Regions from separate parts of the Homo sapiens genome. Here region 2 is linked to region 1. A link is a loop called in an ENCODE intact Hi-C map of the cell type or tissue named here. Cell type or tissue: Caco-2. All regions are shown on one strand. Each heading gives the region's core, and the rest is flanking DNA. Links, peaks and the distances in the headings are about the cores only. Region 1 holds the start of LOC124901818 (protein GVQW1-like). Region 2 has its middle 55 kb from the start of C7orf33.

Region 1 (9,918 bases), core at 1,079-9,078:
TTACCTAGTTAACACTTTTTATATTAAATTCTTACTGTTCAGCTAACTTGTGTGTATACTATCTCTTGGCCAGACCCTGACTACACTGGTGAACTTAAATAGAAAACTAACTTCTTGAAATGATCCTGGGTGGTTTATAGGATAAACAGAATGGCCTGAGAACGAGGCTTAAACAGATGGAAGCCCAGCCATGTTCATCCTGCAGGAATCATCTGGGCAAGACAAGCTCCTAATGCCTTTCACATTGCTGCACCCACCATCACCACCACAAATCCCAACATGCAGAAGATTATGAACAGACAGATAAGGCTCGCTCTGCAGATAGGTAGGGACAGGACAGTAAAGAAATTCGGAGGCAAGTTTTTAGACAGTTACACTTTTCTTAGATTCATCTCTCCAAAAAATATTTATCAAGTACCTTCTATGTGCTAGGCATCAGAAGGGAACAAAAATAAATGACATGGATCTTGTCTTAAAATCTAGACCACTGTTTCTCAACATTAGAATTTATCAAAATCTGGGATACTGTCAAAAATACCTCACCTCTGGAGATGCTGGGTCATTGCAGCGGGTGTGGAACCTACAACATATACTTTTTAACAAGCATCCCAGGTGATGCTGAAGTTGGTAGCCCACAGACCACTTTGAGAAACATTGATATTACAAACAAAAAAAAATATGCAGCAGACACAAAATCATGTGTAGGGGAAGAAAAATCATTGTTTCCTCAATCCTCATAGGTCTTTTAAAAACAAACAAACAAAAACGGAGTCTTGCTCTGTTGCCCAGGCTGGAGTATAGTGGCGTGATCTCAGCTCACTGCATCACTGCAACCTCCACCTCCCAGGTTCAAGTGATTCTCCTGCCTCAGCCTCCCAGGAAGCTGGGATTACAGGCACCCACCACCATGCCCAGCTAATTTTTGTATTTTTAGTAGAGACGGGATTTCGTCACGTTGGCCAGGCTGGTCTCGAACTCTTGACCTCAGGTGATCCACCCACGTTGGCCTCCCAAAGTGCTGGGATGACAGGCGTGAGCCACCGCGTCTGGCCACCTCATAAGGTTCTTAGTTGGAATAGACCCCATTTAAAAAAAAAATACACACACACACACACACACACACACACACGAGAAAAACAAGTTTATTTACATGTATATTTCACATCTACATGGCAGACACCCAGGAAAGGAGTAGTTCTCATGGCAGACACCCAGGGAAGGAGTAGTTCTCAAAGAAATAGCTTTGAATTCCAGCTTGTATAGCATCTTCAACAAAGAATAGTGATTTTTAGAGAAGTGACAGGACAAAGGAAAAGGACTTTGGGTCTCTAGAGGGGACTTCTCTGCGGGGAAGCAAGTAACCGGCAGATAAAAGCGAGTTGGTAAAGCATGTTCAGGTAGATTCCTCTGGCTCCTACTCCTGGCAGATAATGGTCTAAAACTGTCTTCAGTGGTTAACCTTTGTTCTCCCTGGTAAAAGACAGGGGCAGGATGTCTTTTATCTTGTAAATCTCTGTCCTGCATTTAAGCAAATGGAGGGCAGAGAGCTTTCCTGCATCTGTTTCTTCTTAATTGTCTTCAGCTCGACAATCCTCCTTTTGGAGTGGCATGTTCTGGACTCCCACACATGTCTGGAAGCAATGGTCAATTTCCCTAGAATGTAGATTTATTGATTAAAAAGAGACAAGGAAGAATTTCTTAGGAGGTCAGTTTTATGCCACTACAGGACTTCAGAAAAAGAACAGATCCTTCCTGCTTGATTTTAGGCAATAAATGCTTCCTATCTGACTGATCAGAAGACCACAGCCTTTAGAAAATATGACTCAAAAAATATTTTTCTTTGAGTTTTTTGACCAACCTTAAAAAAAAGTCCTGCAGGATATTTTCACTTAGGAATCACCAACAAACGTATTTTTTGTCTGTTACCACAAGAAAGCGTATCGGGTTTAAATATGTTTCTTTAATCGTACCCAGGCGAGCCTGACACTTATACTCTTTTGTATTCCTATATTCTTTCTTCCTCTTAATACATTTTTCTTCCTTCTTTCCTGGCTCCAAACCCCTAGTTTTCTCCCTTTCCTAATTGATGATTTTTTTCAATTCTTCAGCCACAGGTGCCCGATAAAATGGCCTTCAATCTCTGCCTTTACTTCCAGCGTATTACCTCACTCCCTCTCAAACGCCAATTAAAGGCTTTGTCCATTCCTGCTTAAAAAAATAGATGAAGGAAAATGAGATCTTTCTACCCAGAAAGACAAGTGCTTGGAAATTGCTAATTAGGTAACCAGAAATTCTGTCAATAATGAGCCCCAGGCTGGGTGCTGTGGCTTACGCCTGTATTCCCAGCACTTTTGGGAGGCTGACGCAGGCGGATCACGAGGTCAAGATGTCAAGACCATCCTGGCCAACATGGTGAAACCCCGTCTCCACTAAAAATACAAAAATATTAGCTGGGCATGGTGGTGCGCGCCTGTAGTCCCAGCTACTTGGGAAGCTGAGGCAGGAGAATCGCTTGAACCCAGGAGGCGGAGGTTGCAGTGAGCCGAGATCAGGCCACTGCACTCCAGCCTGGGCGACAGAGTGAGACTGCATCTCGAAATAATAATAATAATAATAAGTCCCCTCCCCTTGCCTGCCAAAGTGACTCCAATAATCACTCGACATGGACTTAAGAGCTGGTTTGACTTCCCATCTAAATTGCCGTGGCTCAGTGGCTCATGCCTGTAATCCCAGCACTTTGGGAGGCCAAGGCAGGCAGACACCTGAGGTCAGGAGATCGAGACCATCCTGGCCAACATGGAGAAACCCCGTCTCTACTAAAAATGCAATAATAAGCCAGGCGTGGTGGCGCATGCCTGTAGTCCCAGCTACTCGGGGAGGCTGAGGGCAGGAGAATCGCTTGAACCTGGGAGGCGGAGGTTGCAGTGAGCCACGGTCACACCTCTGCACTCCAGTCTGGGCGACAGAGCAAGACTCTGTCTCAGGAAATAAATAAATTGCAAGGAAAGGCAAAACAAATCTCACTGTGAATGTGGCTTGTCCATTTGCTGTAAAAACAGTCCTATTGCCTCCCTAGTGTGAAGCATCAGGTCCTGCTAAGAATGCTGGGTGGAAAGGCCTCTTTTGGAAACATGGCTTTGCTTTGGCAAATATTGTTGCTGATCTACCTGGGATAAGAGCTTAAGGTTCATTCTTACCTTGAGGAAGCAAAGGGGTTTTCATGTGTGTGAAATAGAAAATACCTTTCACGTTGCAAAGACGTTATTTTGAAAAAAAAAAAAAAAAAAATCAGGCCCAATGTAATGGAGAAGAGGTAGCACATCAACAAGATTCTGGAATAAATACAGTACTAACTCCCATCCCCCTGAGTACTAGCTACTAGTAAAATGAGATATCATGTTTCAGGCTTGACAGGGTCTCTGTTACAAACCATTCTTACATTCCTGGGCACAGAGCTAGTCTAAACATTCATAGAGCTCTTCAATTATATTTTGGCTCTTATATCAGCAGAGTTGAAGAGGAAAACAATGGCAGGGCATATGGGCCTCCTTTCACATACAGAGTAACAGAAACCCCAACTCAAAGGTCTTTTCAAAAAGGAAATATACTTATTCATAAAAAGAGAATTTCAGAGATAAAGCAGACTTTAGGTTACCCTCAGTGATGTTAGCAACAGCTCAGATTTTCAAATCCCAGCCCACAATCTATACTGACATCTTCATCTTGAAGTTGGCTGTCCTCCTAGGTGTAAAGTGGCTGCCAATAACAACTGGACTTTCTCTCTAAGGAGGGAGGAAGGACTTCCTTGGAAATCACAAGCAAATCTCTCCCCGAGGCTCTGCAGCCACAACTTGGTCACATTTCCATTTCTAAACCAATTCTTGACAAAAGGGAACATATTATCCTTAAATTATTTCAGCCCAGGATAAGCTTTCCCTCTGATACTTGGCCGCTTAGTGGAGGGTGGAGGGTTGGAAAAAGTCAGGCCTCTGTTACAGGAAGAAGGAGAAATGCTGAGTGGGCTACCAACAGTGTCCCCCACCTGGAGGGGGAGTCTTCGCTGAGTAGGAGCTTGAAATGGCTAAGTTAAAAACGGAAGTACATCTGAGGACCCTTCCAACTAGCAGATTCCAAGAAGACTCAATAATGCCTGATCCCAAATCCATTCTGAGCTGAGGCACTGTGTAACATCAGCAAACTGTGCAGGTTCTGCAAGAGGCACAAAGATAAATAAAAATGGTTCCATCTGGACTTTATTGCACAGTGAGAGTCATATGAGGTATCTGTAAACAACAAGAAAAGGTAGAATCACTTTGTGGGAAGTTTGATCCACAAGTAAGACTTCTGTGATGGTTAATTCTGTCGACTTGATTGGATTGAAGGATGCAAAGTATTGATCCTGGGTGTGTCTGTCAGGGTGTTGCCAAAGGAGATTAACTTTTGAGTCAGTGGGCTGGGAAAGGCAGACCACCCTTAATATGGGTGGGCACCATCTAATCAGCTGCCAGCACAGCTAGAATATAGAGCAGGCAGAAAAATGTGAAAAGACTAGACTGGCCTAGCTTCCCAGCCTACCTCTTTCTCCCGTGCTCGATGCTTCCTGCCCTTGAACATCAGACTCCGAGTTCTTCAGTTTTGGGACTCGGACTGGCTGTCCTTTCTCCTCAGCTTCCAGACAGCCTATTGTGGAGCCTTGTGAGCATGTGAGTTATTACTTAATAAACTCCCCTTCATATAATATTTTATGTGTGTATATATATCCTATTAGTTCTGTCGCTCTGGGGAACCCTAATACAACTTCCGAGGAGGGAGATCACTTCTGAGCAAATTATGAGGAATGGCAGCAAGAAGAAGGTGGCTTCTGAGCTGAGCCTTGTGAGAGATCAAATTTTACATAGTATGGGGGACAAGCATTCCTGGGTAAAGGGACAGCAATGGGGCAGGGCTAGTTAAAAAACAAGATGAGAGCATTATCTTCAGTGTAAATTGCTCCCCCACCAAAAGGACAAAGTGTCTGACTCACCACCTAGTGACTTCACTGGATGTTCTCCTTCTGCTCCACAATCCACCCCTCATTCTTCTCCACCTTCTTGTTCTGTGGCCCCAGAGGCTGGCCTTATGGACTGTATCAACTAGGCCACCTTGTTCCTGGTGTGAATTGGGTTCGACTAAGATGGTATGGGCAGGAGATGACAGAGTGAGAGGAAAGAGAGTTGGAGGTATGATTCCTCCAGCGTGCTCCTTGCCAGACTGTAGGTGGGCAGTAGCCATATTCCTCTAGCAAAAGCTATGGCTTTCCCCAAACAGCCCTTCCCCATAACTAGTGACATGGGAGTTGGGCAGGGAAGTGCTGGGTAGAGAAGGGCCAGGTCCCTGGTGAGGGCTCCACCCTCAAGCCTGTGCCACAGATCTAAGTGGGAACAGGCACTCCTGTTTTCATGACTGAATGTTGCATTTTCCAAGACCACCCTGGCCAACCAAGCCCCCCATCCTGTACCCATATAAACCCAAGACCTTAGTGGGTACACACACAAGCAGCTGAATGTCGAGACCAGCAGACCAGTGACAGCAGAACGATGCAGCAGAGAAGAAAAAGAGGGACGTCTTGATGCCGAGGGAAGGTCGGCCAGGGGTGGTTGGAGAAGGGTCCGGCTGCTGGGCAGCCCAACTCCAGGGAAAGATTATTTCCCCCACCCCTTCAACTTCCGGCTCCCCATCCATGTTGCTGAGTGCCGCCTCCATCACTCAATAAAAACTTGCACTTATCCTTCGAGCCCATGTGTGATCCGATTCTTCTGGGACACTGGGCCAGAGCTCAGGGAACAGAGGCTGTCACACTGGCCCTCTGCCCTTGCAATAAGGCAGAGGGTCCATTGAGCTGATTAGCACACAAGCCATCTGCAGATGGCAAATCTGAAAGAGCTTGGGTTACACGTGCCCACCTGGGCTTTGGGAGTTGCAGACACCCACCCCTAGACATTGCTGCGGGGCCAAGAGCCCAAAGCATTCATCCCGGCATCTGCACCTGCCAGTCTGCATGCTCCCCCTAGGGGTTTGAGCTGCAGGGCAACCAAGCAGGTGAGCCACACCTGTGTTGCATGTGCTGCAGGGGGAATCAGGGAACGCTCCCATTTCACTAGCTTTCAGTACCTGCTCCCTCCCTGTCCACCACACTGGAATAGCAACCTTGCAGCATTGCCAGCCCTGGGGGCTTCATTATAATGCCTGGTTTCCTTGCACTATCAGTGCCTCTATAGAAAAGGCGCTTGATTAAATTCTCCCCAGTCAGACCTTCTGAATATTCCACCTGCTTCTGGCCTGGACCATGACTGACAGAGATCTTTGTAGTCAACTGAAGTTAGCCAGTGATTTTTTTTTTAATTTCCATTGCTGTTTTCTTATTTCTTGGTTCTAAGTATCTTATTTCCTCATCTTCTAAGTGTGGCATTAATAATGAACTTCCCATCAGATCTATAAGTTGAAACTCTTTCATCTCTACCTTGAAGAGCTAGATATTTCTTTCAAAATGTTGGAACTATACAAATGACAAAAGAAAAAATAGAGAAATTGGACTTCATCAAAATTAAAATCTTTTATGCTATAAAATGTATTATCGACAAAGTGTAAAGCAACCTGCAGAATGGGAGAAAATATTTGCAAATCATATCTGATGAGGGACTTATATCCAAAATATAGAATTCTTACAACTCAATAAATAACCCAATGTTTTTAATGGGCAAAGAATATGAACAGATATGTCTCCAGAAAAGATTACAAATAGCCAATGTGTACATGAAGAGATACTCAACATCATTAGCCATTTGAGATATGCAAATCAAAGCCAGAATTAAAACCACTTCATCCCCACTAGGATGGCTATAACTAAAAAGGCAAGTAATAACACGTGCTGGCTGGTGAGGATGTGGAGAAATTGACACCCTCATGCATTGCCAGTGGGAATACAGGATGGTGCCAGCCACTTTGACACTTCCTCAAAATATTAAACACATACTAGATCTTTTCCCTTTTATTTTTAGTTGGCACATAATATTTATGTGATACAGAATGATATTTCCATACATGTATACAATGTGTAATGATCAAATCAGGGTAATCAGTATATCATCACCTAAAATATTTATCATTTTCTTGTGCCATAAACATTCAAAACCCTCTCTTCTAGTTTTTTGAGAATATAGAATAAATTACAGTTAACCATCTTCACCCTACTGTGCTACAGAACAGCAGAACTCATTTCTTCTATCTAGCTGTCATTTCGTATCCATTAACCAGCCTCTCCCTGGAGTCTCCTCCTCACCACTCTTCCCAGACCCTAAGACTCACTGTTCCACTCTCTATTTCCATGGGCTCAAGTTTTCTTTTTAGCTTCCACATATAAAGGGAACATGTGGTATTTATCTTTCTGTGCCTGATTGATTTCACTTAACATAATGACCCAGCAATTCTACTTCTAGGTATATACTCAAGAAAGTGAAAATATGTGTCCACACAAAAGCTCTGTACACAAATAACGTGCATAGCAGCATTATTCATAATACTCAAAAAATGGAAACAACCCAAATGTCCACCAAATGATGAATGGATAAATAATTCGTGGTCTACCTATATAATAAACTATTACTGGGCAATTAAAAGGAATGAAGTTCCGATTCATGCTACAACATAGTCGGACCTTGAAAACATCACGCTAAGTGAAAGAATTCAGTTACAAAATACTACATGTTTGATTCTATTTATGTGAAATGTCCAGATTGGCAAATCCATAGAGGTAGAACGTAGATTAGTGGTTGCCTGGGGAGACTTAGGGAGAAATGGGGAGTGACCGCTAATGGGTACAGGATTTCTTTGGGGGATGATGAAAAAGTTCTAAAATTGACAGTGGTGACGGTTGCACATTTCCTTGAATATACTGATAACCACTGTAAACCTTGAATTGGTGTATTACCTGTGAATGATAAAGCTAATAAAAATTAAAATGGTGTGTTTTAAAATTTTGGAACCAACTAATTCTAAAAGCAAATGTTGCCAAAATTTCCAGAATATCTTTGTCTATAATCTTTAGGCTATTTCATGTGTCTGACAGCTACTTAGTAGCCTCAAAAGAAATGTGAGAACAAATTAGTAGCTTACTGATCACCATCTTTCCACCCTTTAACCCAATTTGTTTGTTTGTTTGTTTTTTCCAGAAGCCAAACCCACACCAAAACATGAACCGGGGGATGGAATTTATTGCTCCTGTATCAGCTCCCACCAAATCTGGTGCCCCGTGGCATTTTCTTTCTCAAGGTCCCACGGATGCCCAGAGAGCAGTCAGAATCAGGCCAGGCACCAGGATGGGCTTGTCCTCAGATCCAGTTGTCGGCACCTTGTCTTCCAGTTACCTAGATCTGCTAACTCTCTCTTACAAGCCTGGGAGGACAGTGACAAGTTCATACCTAAACGTAAGCTCCGAAGTGTCTTAGCACCTCCAAGTTTAAGGAAACCCACGGGATGCTCTGAAACTTCCATGAAAATGAAGATTGGAGGGATTGTTGCATTCTTGCATGCCTGGATGTTTCATATTCTCTGAATGTCCAGCATGAAACTGATCTGATCCCATGCTTTTTTGCCAACTTGATTTATGTTAAGATAAAAGAAAGTGCCCCTTACCAAGATGCTCTGAAAGCACCTTCTCCCTTGTATTAATGATAACTAATGTTATTAAGAGAACATAAGGCAACTTTAACAAAATAAGAGCTCACTAAAGGGGATCCTGTATGGGAATTCTTCGTGCAAATGCCATTTCGGAGCTGGCATTGTACTTGCAGATGGAGTCTCTACAGGAAGCTATGGCTTCGGTCCTACGTGAGCCCGTACAACCACTCAGCACATAAAGTTCCATGAAATTGGTGCCTCAAACCACAGTATCTATAAAGGAACTCCTAACTTAAAAAGTAATCCATCAATAGTAAGGATTTTTAAACTTCAGCCTAAAAATTTTAAATACTGTTAGTAGTAATAAAGCAATGAGATTTCTCTAAAATTATTGTTGCCTGTATCACTTTAAATCTTTGACATAAATGAAAAGTTGCATGGAAAATGCTAAAGTTCTAAGCAAATAGGTTGAGCATTAATAAATAGGAAGATGAAGTAAGTGAAATTGATTTTGTTAGGAACTGGTGGGAGCTGGTAGAGATAGCGATTTTTTTTAATACTTTTTAAAATTTTTATCTATTTACTTATTTTGAGACCAGGTTATAAGACTGGCTAATTTTTATATTTTTGGTAGAGAAGGGGTTTTGCCATGCTGCCCAGGCTGGTCTCAAACTCCTGGGCTCAAGCGATCCACCCACCTTGGCCTCTCAAAGTGCTGGGATTACAGGCATGAGCCACCATGCCAGGCTGAGACAGTGTTTTAAACTGTGCTATTGATGTTCTAGGGAAAAGGTAAATCATCCTGAGATAACAGAAGTCTTCGTAATCCACATGTAGGTACGTGGGCATGAAGTAAGAAAGCTCCAGAATTCTGTTGAGGCCACAAGGATTTCCAGAACTGACAGCAGTTAAGAATTTTGCAGAATCTAAGAGTCACATCTCTAAATTTGTGTAGATTGTGAAATCTCTTCTTGCAAGAAAAAAGAGAAATAGCTGAAGTTCTGGAAATAACAGTTGATGAAAACTTGGTAATCTGAAGTCTGAACTTTGAACACCAGCAGACAGGCTGAGAATTCTCTTTGATCATGAGCCCAAGTTCCACGTGTACCTGCAGGAATCTGTGTGGCATTTGTGCACTGGTGTGGGGCCCAGGAGAGGACCACGGAGTGACAAGCCACCAGGTTCTAAAGGGAGACGAAGATCCCCAGAGGACCTGGATAGAGATGTTTCCCTGACCATTGTCTGCTGTGTGCTCCCGATGAT
Region 2 (9,918 bases), core at 1,209-9,208, 75 kb before region 1:
ATCAAATTCACACATAACAATATTAACCTTAAATGTAAATGGGCTAAATGCTCCAGTTAAAAGACACAGACTGGCAAATTGGATAAAGAGTCAAGACCCATCAGTGTGCTGTATTCAGGAGACCCATCTCACGTGCAGAGACACACATAGGCTCAAAATAAAGGGATGGAGGAAGATCTACCAAGAAAATGGAAAACAAAAAAAGGCAGGGGTTGCAATCCTAGTCTCTGACAAAACAGACTTTAAACCAGCAAAGATCAAAAGAGACAAAGAAGGCCATTACATAATGGTAAAGGGATCAATTCAACAAGAAGAGCAAACTATCCTAAATATATATGCATCCAATACAGGAGCACCCAGATTCATAAAGCAAGTCCTTAGAGACCTACAAAGAGACTTAGACTCCCACACAATAATAATGGGAGACTTAACACCCCACTGTCAACATTAGACAGATCAACGAGACAGAAAGTTAACAAGGATATCCAGGAATTGAACTCAGCTCTGCACCAAGTGGACCTAATAGACATTTACAGAACTCTCCACCCCAAATCAACAGAATATACATTCTTCTCAGCACCACACCGCACTTATTCCAAAATTGACCACATAGTTGGAAGTAAAGCACTCCTCAGCAAATGTAAAAGAACAGAAATTATAACAAACTGTCTCTCAGACCATAGTGCAATCAAACTAGAACTCAGGATTAAGAAACTCACTCAAAACTGCTCAACTACATGGAAACTGAATAACCTGCTCCTGAATGACTACTGGGTAAATAACGAAATGAAGGCAGAAATAAAGATGTTCTTTGAAACCAACAAGAACAAAGACACAACATACCAGAATCTCTGGGACACTTTTAAAGCAGTGTGTAGAAGGAAATTTATAGCACTAAATGCCCACAAGAGAAAGGAGGAAAGATCTAAAATTGACACCCTAACATCACAACTAAAAGAACTAGAGAAGCAAGAGCAAACACATTCAAAAGCTAGCAGAAGGCAAGAAATAACTAAGATCTGAGCAGAATTGAAGGAGATAGAGACACAAAAAACCCTTCAAAAAATCAATGAATCCAGGAGCTGGTTTTTTGAAAAGATCAACAAAATTGATAGACCACTAGCAAGACTAATAAAGAAGAAAAGAGAGAAGAATCAAATAGATGCAATAAAAAATGATAAAGGGGATATCACCACCGATCCCACAGAAATACAAACTGCCATCAAAGACTACTATAAACACCTCTACGCAAATAAACTAGAAAATCTAGAAGAAATGGATAAATTTCTCGACACATACACCCTCCCAAGACTAAACCAGGAAGAAGTTGAATCTCTGAATAGATCAATAACAGGCTCTGAAATTGAGGCAATAATTAATAGTCTACCAGCCAAAAAATGTCCAGGACCAGATGGATTCACAGCCGAATTCTACCAGAGGTACAAGGAGGAGCTGGTACCATTCCTTCTGAAACTATTCCAATCAATAGAAAAAGAGAGAATCCTCCCTAATTCATTTTATGAGGCCAGCATCATCCTGCTACCAAAGCCTGGCAGAGACACAACAAAAAAGGGAATTTTAGACCAATATCCCTGATGAAATCGATGCAAAAATCCTCAATAAAATACTGGCAAACCGAATCCAGCAGCACATCAAAAAGCTTATCCACCATGATCAAGTGGGCTTCATCCCTGGGATGCAAGGCTGGTTCCAGATACGCAAATCAATAAACGTAATCCAGCATATAAACAGAACCAAAGACAAAAACCACATGATTATCTCAATAGATGCAGAAAAGGCCTTTGACAAAATTCAACAATGCTTCATGCTAAAAACTCTCAATAAATTAGGTATTAATGGGACGTATCTCAAAATAATAAGAGCTATTTATGACAAACCCACAGTCAGTATCATACTGAATGGGCAAAAACTGGAAGCATTCCCTTTGAAAACTGGCACAAGACAGGGATGCCCTCTCTCACCACTCCTATTCAACATAGTGTTGGAAGTTCTGGCCAGGGCAATCAGGCAGGAGAAAGAAATAAAGGGTATTCAATTAGGAAAAGAGGAAGTCAAATTGTCCCTGTTTGCAGATGACATGATTGTATATTTAGAAAACCCCACTGTCTCAGCCCAAAATCTCCTTAAGCTGATAAGCAACTTCAGCAAAGTCTCAGGATACAAAATCATTGTGCAAAAATCATAAGCATTCTTATACACCAATAACAAACAGAGAGCCAAATCATGAGTGAATTCCCATTTACAATTGCTTCAAAGAGAATAAAATACCTAGGAATCCAACTTACAAGGGATGTGAAGGACCTCTTCAAGGAGAACTACAAACCACTGCTCAATGAAATAAAAGAGGATACAAACAAATGGAAAAACATTCCATGCTCATGGATAGGAAGAATCAATATCGTGAAAATGGCCATACTGCCCGAGGTAATTTATAGATTCAATGCCATCCCCATCAAGCTACCAATGACTTTCTACACAGAATTGGGAAAAAACTACTTTAAAGTTCATATGGAACCAAAAAAGAGCCCGCATTGCCAAGTCAATCCTAAGCCAAAAGAACAAAGCTGGAGGCATCACGCTACCTGACTTCAAACTATACTACAAGGCTACAGTAACCAAAACAGCATGGTACTGGTACCAAAACAGAGATATAGACCAATGGAACAGAACAGAGCCCTCAAAAATAATACCACACATCTACAACCATCTGATCTTTGACAAACTTGACAGAAACATGAAATGGGGAAAGGATTCCCTATTCAACAAATAGTGCTGGGAAAACTGGCTAGCCACATGTAGAAAGCTGAAACTGGATCCCTTCCTTACACCTTATACAAAAATTAATTCAAGATGGATTAAAGACTTAAATGTTAGACCTAAAACCATAAAAACCCTAGAAGAAAACCTAGGCATTACCATTCAGGACATAGGCATGGGCAAGGACTTCATGTCTAAAACACCAAAAGCAATGGCAACAAAAGCCAAAATTGACAAATGGGATCTAATTAAACTAAAGAGCTTCTGCACAGCAAAAGAAACCACCATCAGAGTGAACAAGCAACCTACAGAATGGGAGAAAATTTTTGCAATCTACTCATCTGACAAAGGGCTAATATCCAGAATCTACAAAGAACTCAAACAAATTTACAAGAAAAAAACAAACAACCCCATCAACAAGTGGGCGAAGGATATGAACAGACACTTCTCAAAAGAAGACATTTATGCAGTCAACAGACACATGAAAAAATGCTCATCATCACTGGCCATCAGAGAAATGCAAATCAAAACCACAATGAGATACCATCTCACACCAGTTAGAACGGTGATCATTAAAAAGTCAGGAAACAACAGGTTCTGGAGAGGATGTGGAGAAATAGGAAAACTTTTACACTGTTGGTGGCACTGCAAACTAGTTCAACCATTGTGGAAGACAGTGTGGCGATTCCTCAGGGATCTAGAACTAGAAATACCATTTGACCCAGCCATCCCATTACTGGGTATATACCCAAAGGATTATAAATCATGCTGCTGTAAAGACACATGCACACGTATGTTTATTGCGGCACTATTCACAATAGCAAAGACTTGGAACCAACCCAAATGTCCAACAATGATAGACTGGATTAAGAAAATGTGGCACATATACACCATGGAATACTATGCAGCCATAAAAAATGATGAGTTCATGTCCTTTGTAGGGACATGGATGAAGCTGGAAACCATCATTCTCAGAGAACTATCACAAGGACAAAAAACCAAACACTGCATGTTCTCACTCATAGGTGGGAAATGAACAATGAGAACACTTGGACACAGGAAGGGGAACATCACACAATGGGGCCTGGGGGGGAGGGGGGAGGGATAGCATTAGGAGATATACCTGATGTAAATGACGAGTTAATGGGTGCAGCACACCAACATGGCACATGTATACATATGTAACAAACCTGCACATTGTGCACAGGTACCCTAGAACTTAAAAGTATAATAAAAAATATATTTTAAAAGAATTTCTTCCAGTACTGAGGGGATAACCGTCTAGTGTTTACACTGATTTTAAATATCTTTCAGTCTGACACACATCCAGAGGCAATTTTTAATTGCTGCTTCTGACAAACTATAGCCACTTTGACTTCCCAAAAGTCTCTGACAAATAGCCTGGAAACTCCCACTCAAAAACGATCGTTCTTGTTTGTGAACCTTTCCGACAGACCAGGCTGGCCAACTGTGTCATAATGTATTGCTGTAATTAAGCATTTTGACGGGAAACAGACTTGTTTATGTTCCTAGCCAATGTGCCCTGCTAGGTTTCACACCCGGAGCTGAAGACAGAAACTGAACAGGGAAGCCGGAGCGCAACAGAGGAGCCTGTCAGATATAGAAACTGTACATTTCTGCCAGAGCCTGGGGGGCAGTGTTGTTCTTGCCCATACTCGCTCTGTGACATCAACTGTATGGACTCAGATGGAACCGACTCTGACATTTGCTGTTTTAAAAGGCAGGCATGTTGGAAGTTCTTCCTCTGTGTTTCCAGTCCTAGTTAACAGCATAGCCATCCATCTGGTCAACCACGCTGGAAAATGCAGGGACAACCTTGATCTCTGCCTCTCCTTCCGCCTTGCATATTCAGTCCATCACATGGGCTTTCAATTCCATCTCAGAAAAGTGTTGAGACAAAATCCGTCCCTTTCCACCCCCATAATCACTATCGATACTTTATGCCCTCATTTTTCTTGGACTAGTTTTCTTGACTTTAGTTAGATCCTTTTACCTAGCTTGAGTCTAACTCTCTTTAACTCAGCTTTTAAGCTGCTGCCTGGGTTATTTTTCTAAATCACAGATTATCCAGTGATCCCACTTAAAAAAAAAAAAAAAAAACTTGACCCTAATCACCTGTAATCACCGGCAACATTATTTTCCAAAATGAGATCTAGGGAACTCTAGCACTACAGGATTTTTACAGGTATTATTGGAAGCAAGGATTTTGTTTGGTAAACTATACTTAGGACTGCGAAGTTAAAAGATGGGTTTATTATTCTTTATTATATAATGTGCCAGCTGGGCACAGTGGCTCACACCAGTAATCCCAGCACTTTGGGAGGCCAAGACGGGCAGGAGTTCAAGACCAGTCTGGCTAACATGGCAAAACCCCGTTTCTATTAAAATACAAAAATTAGCCGGGGATGGTGGTGCACTCCTGTAATCCCAGCTACTCAGGAGGCTGAGGCAGGAGAATCACTTGAACCGGGAAGCGGAGGTTGCAATGAGCCGAGATCGCACCACTGCACTCCAGCCTGGGTGACAGAGTGAGACTCTGTCTCAAAATATAAAAAATAAAATAAAAATGTGCCAGAGCCTTTAAAGTGCTCTTGTATATCATGTAGCTCCAAGAGACAGGGTGGAGCACTTGGGGATTTCCAAACGTATCCGTTCTGGAACTCTTTTTAAAGAGTATATTGTAGGCCAGGTGTGGGGGCTCACCCCTGTAATCCCTGCACTTTGGGAGGCCGAGGCAGGTAGATCATCTGAGGTCAGGAGTTTGAGACCAGCCTGGCCAACATGATGAAACCCCGTCTCTACTAAAAATACAAAAAAATTAGCTGGGCGTAGTGGCACACGCCTATAGTCCCAGCTACTTGGGAGGCTGAGGCAGGAGAATCGCTTGAACCCAGGAGGTGGAGGTTGCAGTGAGTCGAGATCGTGCCACTGCACCCCAGCCTGGGCAATAAGAGCAAAACTCTGTCTCAATAAATAAATAAATAAATAGAGTATATTGTAAAAGTAGGGCTGTTATGTTCCTATGGAGCATACTTCAGAGGATGCTGATCTAAAGTATAGCATAAAGATCAAGATCTGGCCCTGAAACTCCCTTTCCAGCCATGATGGTATGAATTCGGATATGACACAACTAGTGGTTGGTTCCCATCCTCTGTCTGGCCCATTTTCAAACACGGTAGTGTGGACCCTTTCTCATCCATTCTCATCTTCTGGGTCAGGGGAAAATTAGCAAGTGACTGCCTCCTGGTGAAATTGAAATAGTGTCATCCCTCCACACAGAAGTGGCATGATCGTTGTGTTTGGGAAGGCTTAGAAAGTGGGAAACATGAGCTTGACAGACTGCTCTCTGAAGCGAGAGGGCTGCCACGGGGCAGGCTGCTGATGGTGACAGCACCAGCTCCCCGATTTGAACAAGACACCCTGGAGCCAACAAGGGCTTTTTTCTGTGGCCAGTCCAGAAAACTTGTCCCTAGCGCTCCCCTGAAGACCTTTCGGCTTCTACTGCAGGCCATGCGCTCCCAGCCTGCCAAGGAAGAGGCCCAGCCTGCACTCAACAGTCGCCCCCACCCCATGGCACCGGACCACTCTCTCCCGTGCCATGCTGTCCTCTTGGCAAGGCTGATCCCAAATGATCTTAGACTCTGTCTTTGATGATCTGCTTGTGAGAGCCTGAGTGAGAGCAGCTCATCAGGTCACACCCCAGTGAGCGAGAACAAGGCTGGGAAGAAGGGAGAGTGGAAGAACCCTGATTATGTCAGTCTCTTTCATAACCCTCCACGGCCCTCTATTATCTAACCAAGATGACTCTTGGTCTGACATCAGGATTCTCTGCGACAGCCCATCCTCCACAACCCATCCCTCTAATTACTGGGACAGCACAGTGATTAAGAGTGAACCATGGAGGTAGGACTCTTTGACTCAAACCCTACCTCTACATGACCTTAACTTCTCCGAGCCTTGGGCTCCATGTCTGTAAATAGAAGGCAATGGTAATAAATAGTGCCCTGCTTCCATGATTGTTTTCAGAATTGAGATCATGCATGTGAAGTGCTTAGCCCATAACAAGCATTCAATAAACCAGGGGTTTGTAAACTCTGGTCTGTGGACCAAATTCAGCCCACCACCTGTTTTTATAAGTAAAGTTTTATTGGAACACAGCCACACCTGTATGATCTATGGCTTCTTTCCTGCTATAGCAGCAGAGGTAAGTCATTGCAACAGAGACTGTGTTGTCCACAAAGCCTAAAATATTTATCATCTGGCCCTTTACCAAAAAAAAAATTGTCCAACCCCTGCAATAAATGCTAACTTGTTAGTGTATTCCATTCAAGCCATATTGCTCACCATTTCTTGAATGCACCCTGTCATTTCCTCCTCTGTCCTTTGCCGAGGCCTTCTGTTCACCTAGAATGCCCTTTTCACCCACCTGCAGAGCTAAAACACCTAACACAATGTCCGACTCTAGTAATTCTCAGTAGCTGTTTCTTTCTTCTCTTCCCAGCTATGAACTTCTATGACTCTAAGATTCTCCTGATCCTATTACAGCTAAAAATGTTATCTTTCTAACATCAGTTTCTTCATTGATGCAAACTTCTGACACTGTTTTCAGATACAACTTTATATGTCCCTGTTCCTTTTTTTTCAATAGGACCTCAATAAATATTTGTTAAATGAATGACAATCATGCTATATATCATCATATATGTCTCTGTGCCCCCTAGGCTTCAATTCAAGCATTAGCTTCTCCAGGAAACCACCCCTGAACCTACAGTTTGGACAGGTGGGTAGTCTCAGTGAAGCACCACAAAGATCCAATCTGATCAAGGATACATTTGGAGTCCAGAGACTATAGAAATGGTGAGGACATGCCTTTATTATTCCTGCTAGATAACCATCCACACAGTGCTGAAAGTGCCTCACACGGGGACCCGAAGCACTACTTGTTGTCTCCTTTGTCATCATCATAGTCATCAACTTCCTCTCTTCCTCCTCCTCTTCCTTCTTCTTCCCTTTTCTTTAAAAATTATAAACTATATCATGCAGAGTAATTGTATATACACATATATAGTTTAAATGACGAATAGTCTAATATATAATTTAAATAATAATAAAGCAAACACCTACGTGGCCACTACCCAGCTTAGGTAATGGACCACCATCCATCAATGACGGGGACACTCTCTTCATACGCATGTCCATTACACCCCCTCACTCTCCATCTTCCACCATAGGTAGCCACTATCTTGATTTTCATGTTATTTAATCTTTTACTTTTCTTTCAATTCTACCCCGTATCTCTAAGCAATACATTATTGACTTTTGTCTGTTGTTCGCCTTTATGTAAATTGAACCACACTGGATGCATTCTTCTATGACTTGTTTTTTTGTTTTTGTTTTTAAGATTCACCAGTATTGATTCTTGGAACTATACTTTCTCCATTTTCACTGCGCATAGTATTCTGCCGTATGAATACGCCAAAATGTACCTATCCACCACTGTTAATGAACATATTGCATTGTTTTATATTTTTACTCTTATAACTAAGGATACTATACATACTCCTGCCAATTATAGTCCTTGTAATATGTTCCTCAGTGTAATTGCAGAGGTGCTAGAAGATTCAACTTTGTTAATTGATGCAAAATTGTCTTCTGATGCAGTTGTGCCTATTCATGCTCCTAACAGCATTGTGGGAGAGGCCTCTGCTTCACAGCCTCAGCAACACTTTATATTATTTTACTTTATTTTTTGCCAATTGAGTGTAAATTGATATCCCTTAGTGGGTTTTATTTTATTGTTTGAGACAGGGTCTTGCTCTGCCACCCAGGCTGGAGTGCAGTGGTGTGTCCATAGCTCACTGCAACCTTCATTTCCGGGCCTCAAGCGATCCTCCCACCTCGGCCTCCCAAAGCGCTGGGATCAGAGGCGTGAGTCATCTCACCAGGCCAGTGGCTTTAAAATTTATATTTTCCCACTTGCTAATGAGGTGGAACATTTTTTCATAAACTTATTGGCCATTTATGTTTTTTCTTCTGTGAAATGTTCATTCATGTCTTTTGCCTATTTTTAAATGTCTTTTTTTTAGTGATTGATTTTTTCATTTATTTAAAAAAATTTTTTTCTTAAAGATTGGTAAGAATCTTTTTTACGTATTCTGGATTCTAATCTTTTGTCCATTCTATGTGTTACAAATAACTGTTCTGGAACTCCTAAAAGAAGATCCCTATTTAGGAATCCTGTCCCAAAAGGATTCACGTCTCGAGTACCAAGTCTGGTGACTCAGCTCAGAGCAGCAGATTCCTGAGTGCTGAGGTTGCAGGGTGCAGCCAGGGCCAAGCTTAGTTTTCCTACTGGGGCAATACAGATGAATAGAAGTCCTGTGACCACTGCATCCATGGTGCTGGTAACCAAACCTAGAATTCTGGGGCTCCAGACAGCGTCTGGGATGCTCTCTGGAGACACAATCATGGGCAAGGGTTTCTATTGTCCCTTCTTCTTCAGCAGTTCTCAGCATCATCTCAGCAGTTCTCAGTTCCCACAAGCTGCCTCCTGCCCGCTTGTCATCAGAGCTGATTGGTCCAGGGAGGCTGAGGAGCCTAATGACCACTCCTGTTCTGTGTGGTCAACGTCCAGCTGGTCAGCGTCCAGAAGCTTCTGCTCAGCAAATAGCCTTTGGCTGCTCACGCACAGCCTCTCTAGCGATGTCTCAGCTCAGTTTTTCAGCGGCTGGCTGGGCTTTTTCAAGGCCCAGCCAGGGTAAGAAATAGCTTGGAGTCTGCCTGCTGTGCCTGGAGAAAGGCAACCCATGTCAGGCTCCGCAGCAGCTCACTGCCAGCACCCTCTAGGCGCTCATCTAATGCGCAGGGAGGCAGAACACAGCTCTCCATGCTCCCTGAAGAGGCCTTTCACAACGCAGAGAAAGAGAGCCCAGCAATACCCCTGCAATGTGTGGGGGACTGAGGTCTCAGAAACAGCCTCTTTGTCAGTATGAAAACAAAGACATGGACCTAAAGTCCTAAATTGTGTTTTCCAAAAGGCAAATACGTAAAATATGTAAACCAACTTTACTTCAACCTTGATTTACAATAACTTTTCCAGATCTGAGAAAATTCCCCAAA

Evidence for each region. Hi-C counts contacts between places; a loop is a spot of excess contacts. Peaks named below come from ENCODE experiments on the same cell type or tissue, not always from the same donor. Only the 100,000 strongest peaks of a DNase experiment are listed, where the experiment ranks them.
Region 2: a loop joins it to region 1, with 14 times the contacts of the local background. A loop is called at or near these places in 1 of 110 quality-filtered maps.

The regions. Positions count from the first base shown.
Region 1 is chr7:148,605,835-148,615,752 of GRCh38, forward strand. It overlaps C7orf33 (chromosome 7 open reading frame 33), which reads left to right. Exons shown (of 3, transcript NM_145304.4): 2 at 8,208-8,462; 3 at 9,493-9,918. The coding sequence ends at 9,567. LOC124901818 (protein GVQW1-like) reads right to left here and starts at 2,574. Exons shown (of 3, transcript XM_047421175.1): 1 at 2,447-2,574. The coding sequence starts at 2,574. RefSeq lists enhancers at 1,405-2,124, 5,356-5,856, 5,857-6,357. In Caco-2, for the core only: no CTCF peak of the experiment used is centred there; a DNase peak (open chromatin) is centred at 6,067.
Region 2 is chr7:148,531,096-148,541,013 of GRCh38, forward strand. No RefSeq gene overlaps it. Among named protein-coding and RNA genes, the nearest start is that of C7orf33, 55 kb to the right of the region's middle. RefSeq lists a silencer at 9,029-9,229. In Caco-2, for the core only: no CTCF peak of the experiment used is centred there; no DNase peak of the experiment used is centred there.